3 separate regions of the Homo sapiens genome follow, and regions 2 and 3 are each linked to region 1. A link is an interaction called in ENCODE POLR2A ChIA-PET data of the cell type or tissue named here. Cell type or tissue: GM12878. All regions are shown on one strand. Region 1 has its middle 18 kb from the start of LINC00309. Region 2 overlaps LINC02245 (long intergenic non-protein coding RNA 2245). Region 3 overlaps PELI1 (pellino E3 ubiquitin protein ligase 1).

Region 1 (2,500 bases):
ATGTGGAGAAGCTGCCATTTGCAGCCCAGCGTTTCCCTAGACTCCCAGGATCTCAAGTTTAGGAGACAGGAACATGAATTCTAGTTGTCACTAGCCATCACTTGTGCAGCTACTTTTCGGCAGCCCGGCCTGAACATAGTGGGCTCAACTGGCCAGACAAAAACCTGAAAAGTAAATGTATCAGCACCTGCAACTAATTGAGCTGAGTAAGGCAGGAGGAAAGTATGTGCTTCTCATCTCATGTCTTAAATTCTTGGACCTTAAATTATTATGTCAGTTACAACAGCTTCCTTTATTCAGATCAAACTCCACTCTCCAATATGTCAAGAATTCTTTCTTTTTTTTTTTTTTTTTTTTGAGACCGAGTCTCACTCTGTCACCCAGGCTGGGAGTGCAGTGGTGTGATCTCAACTCACTACTACCTCTGCCTCCCTGGTTCAAGCAGTTCTCCTGCCTCAGCCTCCCGAGTAGCTGGGATTACAGGTGCTCGCCACCATGCCCAACTAATTTTTGTATTTTTTGTAGAGACAGGGTTTCACCATGTTGGCCAGGCTGGTCTCGGACTCCCAACCTCAAGTGATCCACCTGCCTTGGCCTCCAAAGTGCTAGGATTACAGGTGTGAGTCACCGCACCCGGCCCAATGTCAAGAATTCTAAAAGAAGGTATGTAACAAATTTTTTAAGAGATCTCCTGACAATTGATTTTCTAAGAAAGTTACAAAATATTCCTTCCTTCTTTACCCATAAAAGTCTTAGACATATAAAGGCAACATAAAGCTTAAAAGCATTATCTATGGTGTCAGGTTGTCTGGGCTCAAGTTCTAGCTCTGCCTCCTAATAGCTGTGTAAGCTTGGCCTGGGTTCCTAAGCTCTCTGAACCTTAGTTTCCTCTTCTGTAAAGTGAGGATTCCACCGCGCAACACACACACACAAAGGAAGTGTTTATTTCAAGGTGCATTTAGCACATAGCGAACCAGAGTTACAGAGCAGGAGGGGAGTTGAAAATCTTCTAGAATTTCTCTCTCCTCTGTTGTACTAGTAGAGCAAGGCCCAGAGACATTGGTAACTTACCCAACATCTCATAGCTAAATTAGGGGCAGGCCTGTTTTTCAGAAATTGAAGTACTATCATTTTTCATTTCAGTTTCCTTTCCTCTCTTGGTGTTTGGTACAATTTCCTCGGTACCTCCTCTTCTTGTGCCAGACTGACAACAACTTGCACCATATTTTACTCTAGGATTTTCCACGGCTTTTCTGTGACCCCACATCCTTTAGCACTCCTACATTGTGAAAGCTGAACACCATCTGTCATTGATCAGCACACAATGGTCCCTCAAGAGCTTGGTAAATGTCTTTTCTGTAAAGCATCCTTCTCCTTTATGCATAATGCAATGTTATAATTTAACTTTCAAGATCCACTCAGGGTAGAAGGGATGATAAGACAGGTCCATACATAAACATTCTCCCCACTGGACAGTATGACTATAAGTATACCACAATGTGCTCTTCTTGAGCTAACAACACATTACCTAATGATCTTCCACTTCCAGGCTTTTAAGAGCTCTTCTCCCAGAAAGAAAAGATAATGCATTGGTTTCTACATCGTTTCTTTAAATTATGGGCAGAAGCTACTATTCTAAAAAGATTAGCTAGTTAACACAAGCTAATTCAGGTGGGAAATCTCCATTGCTTTCCTGATGATTTTCCCGAAGTCTATAAGGTAGAGTCATAAACTACAGCAGGTTTTACTAATAACAGCTAACCAGAAGGACAAGCTATTTGGAAATTAGGTCACATCTTAGGGCTTTCTGCCAAACTCACACACAGGAATAGTAACATCTTTGCCAGAATATCTCTGAACACAAAGAACAATGATAGATAATGTTGTTCTGCTGGGAATGCTGAACGGCTGGATTCCTTGTGTGTAGGGTGTCTTGGAGTAAGTTTCCTGACCAAAAGAAAAAGGTTGAGGGGAATGCTTTCAGTATCTGCATTTCCAAAATAGACTTTTCTATACCACTTTTACTATATTTTACATTTCCTGCACCTAAAATGCCTGGTATGGAGTAGGGGATTCAAATGTACAGAACAGAGGAATGAATGATTGATTTTCTTTCCCTTCTTCTATTATCCCATTCACGTACTGCCTCAGAGATACACATAAAAATGAACAAGCTTTATCAGTGAAGAGCTCAGACTCTCCTTTTTGGTTCTATTGCTGGTGTTTGTGGGACATTTGTTCAGGGCTCTGTGTCATCAAGTGGCCTTTGAGTGCCTAGCACTCTGCCCTTGTCTCACACCTGTCCTTTCTACCTTGAAGAGGAATTCTGTCAGGGAAAAGAGTTTAAAGTCCTGCCACAGGTAGCACCTGGGAGCCTGTTGAAAATGTAAAATCTGAGACCCCACCCCAGAATCAGAATCCACATTTTAAGGGGCTCCCCAGGAGAGTTTGAAAAGCGCTAGGTTAAGCCTGCTTAAAAGTGGATCCTCCAAACACTGCT
Region 2 (2,500 bases), 710 kb before region 1:
ACACTAAACTGTGCAAAATTTTACTTTTGCAAAGATTTAATTCCACATTTCACCAAAGATGATGCTTTGGTCATCAGTCAATGATGAAGGCATCATTGACTAATGATCCCTTATGATCATTAGTCATAAGGGAAATGCAAATTAAAACCACAATATACCACTATGCATATGTTACAATGTCTAAAGTTTAAAAGACTGATCATCCCAAATTTTGGCAAGAATGTGAAGAAACTAGAACTCTCATACCCTGCTAGTGGGAATGGAAAACATTTGAAAGAACAGTTTACTGTTTCTTTTTCATTTTTTGGCACTTTCTTAATATGCTAGATAAACATCTACCGTAAGATCCAACTATTCCACTCCTAGGTATTTACCCAAAAGACGAGAAAGCGTAGGTCCACACAAAGATTTGTACACAAATGCTCACAGCAGCATTATCTATAATGGCCCCAAAACTGGAAACAAGCCAACTGTCCCTTAACAGGGACATGGATGGGTAAACAAATTGCATTGTATTCATACAGTGGACATAGTCCTCAATAACAAAAAGGAATGAAGTATTGATACAACACAACATGGATGAATCACAAAATTACATTGAGTGAATGAAGCCAGTAAAAATAGGACATATGGCTTAATTTCATTTATATAAAATTCTAGAAAATGGAAACTCATTTATGGTGACAGTAGGCAGTTCAGTTATTGCCTGGGAAATGAGGAGGGGAAGGTGAAAAAGGGCAGGAGTGAGAAATTACAAATGGGCTTGAGAAAATTTTCTGGGGTGATAGATACGTTATCTTGATTGTGGTGATGGTTTCACTGGTGTATAAATATGTCAAAACATGTTGAATTGCATACTTCAAATATATGTAGTTTGTTGTATGCCAGTTGTACTTCAAGAAAGCTATTACAAAATGACTTTTGCAGATTAAGAGTCTCAGCTCTTAGAGATGTCAGCTGCAAAAAGGGAACCCAGTTGACTTGGATAGGAAATGCATGTCACCATATTGCTTAGACACCACCAAACTAGTGAAATAGCTTAAAGGGATCTGATATGAATAAATGTATAATTACTGTTTGGAAGATATTTGTTGTAGTTTATTATTTTATAGTTGCATCCAGAATAAGAAACCATGAAGACACATATAAATATTTTCCAGTGCTAAAATATTTGCCTCTTGAGCAGGGTTGAGTGGATTATTAAGAATTCCAAACAATAATTACACATTAGTTTAAATATAAGCCTAGGACTAAAAAGAAATATATCTCAAAAAGATAATAAAATGAAACAAGCAAATGTTCACAATGGCAATTAGCACCAATTTAGTAAAAGAGAAGGACAGTCCATATTCCTTAAAGGGAAGCCAATTCCTGAGGCTTTCTCCCCACATTCATCAAGGCTGCTGAAGAGGGCATTTCCCAAAGAACAGCAGCCTCCAATGAGTGCCTGGCCATGTGAGAGAAATTATAAGTAGATGGCTGCTAGGACGTTGTTTTTCCCAAAGGGGAAATTGTGCCAAACCCAAGTGGGAGAAGGCAGCCAAGAAGAAGAGAGCAGGCTCACCACAATGTAAAGCAGCAAAAAAGGAAAAGTGCCCAGGTCACAGTGACTCTCTCACTGTCAGACTAATAACTGTCATTTCTTGCTGCTGTCAGTAAGACTTTTCTCCAGCAGCCATCCCCTATCTACCAATTTTCTTTCCTAATCTTGGGCCAGAATCCCCTAAGATATATGGAGCATTTTACTAGGAAATAGTACCAGATTTCCCTAAAGAATTAAAAACCTAAAACCCAAAAGGAGTAGGGTGATCAGGCAAGTGGAATAACTATAACAAATAACTAAATATAAGAAATAGCCAGGTGTGGTGGCTCAGGAGTGTGAGGCTGCCGTGAGCTATAATTGTGCCACTGTATCCAGAGCCTGGGCAACAGAGCAAGACCCTGTTTCTGGGGGGTAATGGGGGGAAGGAATGTATACAGAGGCCAGATGTGGTGGCTCACGCCTGTAATCTCAGCACTTTGGGAGGCTGAGGTTGGTGGATCAACCTCTGAGTTCGTGGAGTTTTCAAATGCCCCTTGGAACTGACATAAATGTTTCCTACAGAAGAAGAAAGGCAAGGAAGAGTTGAGGCTCTAGCTAGCCCTGTGGCTGTGGGTGAGCTGCCCGGCCTTTTCAAGCCTCAGTTTCCTTGCCTGTCAAATGGGATTGTTAATGGCTACCTCACAGGGTTGCTGAGATGCTAAGAGCCCTGAAAGGGTTTTGCAAAAGCCAAAGCATTTTACCAACATGGAAAATTAGCACCATCTGTGTGTCTATGGAAAATCAGACAGAACTTTGATATATTGTTTATACCAGGTTTCTTGATACTTTCTAAACAATATCCTGGGCTGGTTGGGGTAGCTCATGCCTATAATTCCACAATTTTGGGAGGTCAAAGCAGGAGGATTGCTTGAGCCCAGAATTCGAGACCAGCCTGGGCAACATAGTGAGACCTCATCT
Region 3 (2,500 bases), 90 kb after region 1:
ACTTTCATTTAAAATAGGATGATTCAGTTTCTGAACTAGCCCTGTCTGTTCTCCAAAGGAACTAGGATGAATTTTGAGGAGGGGCTCTTAAACTTTGAGCAGATCTGTAACTTCATTGAGAGCAGACATTTTTAAAAATTCATCACTGACATTTATTCAACAAAAAGAAGATCAGATTTTGCTAAAGCCTTTTGGTTGTGTCTCTTTTAGAAATAACGTGTTGATTTAGTTGCATATAGTTCAGCTCTTAAGGACCAGTCTTTAAGGCTTTAGCCAGAATTTGTCTCCTAAAGCTGACTTTAAAATGGCTTCCAAAAGGATTTGCTGAGTTTCAGAACTGAGTAGGCTGCTAATGATTCAGTAGGCCCCCTCATTTTCCTCCTACTCCTTAAATTGAAGGCTCCTTCATACCATCTAGGTACCCTGAGTCATCATGGATAAACTCTAAAGAAGAATTGTCATATGGAAAAACTCTACATGAAGTAAGAATGTCAGAAAGCAGTCTGAGTCAGAGATCATTCATTGCTCACAATGATAAAATCTATAGGTTGTGGGCTTCATTTTAAATCTTTTAACATACTTCCATGTATGTCCTTATTATAGGATTATAAATCCTATAATGCCCATAAAACCATCTGAGGTGTTTATTCCCAGTTAATTTCTAATTGGTTTGGTTTTTATTATCTATTACATGAAAAGGATTTTGTATTTTTTATTGAATAAATAGAGAGGAGAGGCAATATGATACAGGATAAAAACCACTATATCAGAAGTTAGGGGACCTGGAGTTCTGGTTTATCTTCTCAATATGTGACCTTATATATTTCATTTAACCTCTTTGAGCTTGAGTTTCCTTATCTTTACAAGGTCAGTAACTCCATCACTCACACCCTCTTTGGAACCAACCCATGGCAGATACAGCTAGTAGCTGTATCTGTATCGGTATCTGTATCCCAAACCAGTTTCAGGTAACTTTTTTATACAGCACTGTCAGAAACTATATATATAATTGCCATTCTGATGAAATCTCTTTGTCATCTCAGCTATATTGGGTCTCTTCCAGCTCCAGGATTCTATGACTTTAAATAATTTGCCTATAGAAAGTCTCTCTCTTCTATCTATACTGTCTCTTCACATTGAGTGCTCAGGGTTGAAACTCACTGTATGAGCTTAAGAATTCTTTGTAGTCAGGGATAGCATGTTTATGTTTCATTTAGTGATGTTAAAACAAATGATTGAAGAAAACTCATGGGGGTACTTAAAATTCCAAATGAAATGGTAACAAATAACAATGTTTAGTGCTAATTTGATGGAAACTCATTTTAAGTTCTAAATGTTTATGGCACAGACCTCAGGTTAGTGAAATTCGAAGTGATGTATTTGTCTGGAGGGCACATGATGAAGACATAGGAATTCTAGACCAAGAAATAAAGAGGCCTGAGTTCTAGCTTTGCAAACTGTTTTTTTAACCTGGTTAGTGTCTTCATCTATTGTAATGGTATCAGACCAGTGTTTTTCATTAATGTATTATACAAATTACCTAAGGATCATATTATAATGCATATGCTAATTCAGTAAGTATGGCTGGGGCTTGAGATTCTTCATTTTTAGCAGGCTTCTGGGTGTGCTACTGCTATAGGCCATGGACCACACTTTACTTATAAAAGTACTATGCCATTTCCAAGGCTCCTTCTGGTTTAAAGGGTCTTTAAACTATAACTCCACTTCTTTTTCTCCAGCTCTTTCGTATCACTATTAAATTTGTACTTTTTGAAACCACATATTCCTAGACTTATTCCCTATTTTCTCAGTCTGAGAGCTCCATTAATTTTGTTGTTTTTCCCTTTCCAGAATGAACTTGACATAGGTGGTCATTCAAGTTAAAGCTAAGGTAGTATAATAGAGTCTTTAATAAGAAGAAAACTTTATTCAGATGCCTCCCCCACTAATTGGTAGCTCTTTTGCCTTGGACAGTTGACTCAGTTTACTTAATCTCAAGGTTCTGAGAACAAGCCTCACCGGGACTTATTAAATCCCTTATCCAAAATGCTTGGGGCAAAAGGTGTTTTGGATTTCAGATTTTTTCAGATCGTGGAATATTTGCATTATACTTGGAAGAGCATTTCCTTTGAGAGTTGTGTTAGCACTTGAAAAGTTTCAGGTGTTGTAGCATTTTGGATTTCAGATTTTCAGATTAGGAATGCTCAACCTGTATCTTCCTGGTAAGGTTGTTGAAAGGAATAGAGATAATATATAAAGTTCTCAGCACGATGTCAAGCATAAAGTAGGTACTCAAGAATTGGAAGCTATTTTTATTATTTCTACTGGCATCCTGACTTGGTCTAGTGGAAAGAGAAAAAGGAGGGGGAAAGATCTGTTGCCAATTCAGTACCTTTCTCTGTGAGCCAATTTAAATTTTCAACTGCTTATTAGACATATTAACTAAAATTCTTCAAACTTACCATAGTGAAAAAGACCTCTGTTTTCTTTCCATATCTGT

What was found. Peaks named below come from ENCODE experiments on the same cell type or tissue, not always from the same donor. Only the 100,000 strongest peaks of a DNase experiment are listed, where the experiment ranks them.
Region 2: POLR2A ChIA-PET joins it to region 1 with 6 read pairs; 2 of 35 experiments call an interaction of 5 or more read pairs at or near these places.
Region 3: POLR2A ChIA-PET joins it to region 1 with 5 read pairs; 11 of 35 experiments call an interaction of 5 or more read pairs at or near these places.

What each region holds. Positions count from the first base shown.
Region 1 is chr2:64,221,898-64,224,397 of GRCh38, reverse strand. No RefSeq gene overlaps it. Among named protein-coding and RNA genes, the nearest start is that of LINC00309, 18 kb to the right of the region's middle. In GM12878, no CTCF peak of the experiment used is centred here; a DNase peak (open chromatin) is centred at 1,047; H3K27ac peaks cover 444 bases.
Region 2 is chr2:64,928,000-64,930,499 of GRCh38, reverse strand. The region is part of intron 1 of LINC02245 (long intergenic non-protein coding RNA 2245); the gene reads left to right. Among named protein-coding and RNA genes, the nearest start is that of LINC02245, 3.2 kb to the left of the region's middle. In GM12878, no CTCF peak of the experiment used is centred here; no DNase peak of the experiment used is centred here; H3K4me3 peaks cover 2,500 bases; H3K27ac peaks cover 2,500 bases.
Region 3 is chr2:64,131,958-64,134,457 of GRCh38, reverse strand. All of the region lies in intron 1 of PELI1 (pellino E3 ubiquitin protein ligase 1), which reads left to right. Among named protein-coding and RNA genes, the nearest start is that of PELI1, 11 kb to the left of the region's middle. In GM12878, no CTCF peak of the experiment used is centred here; no DNase peak of the experiment used is centred here; H3K27ac peaks cover 375 bases.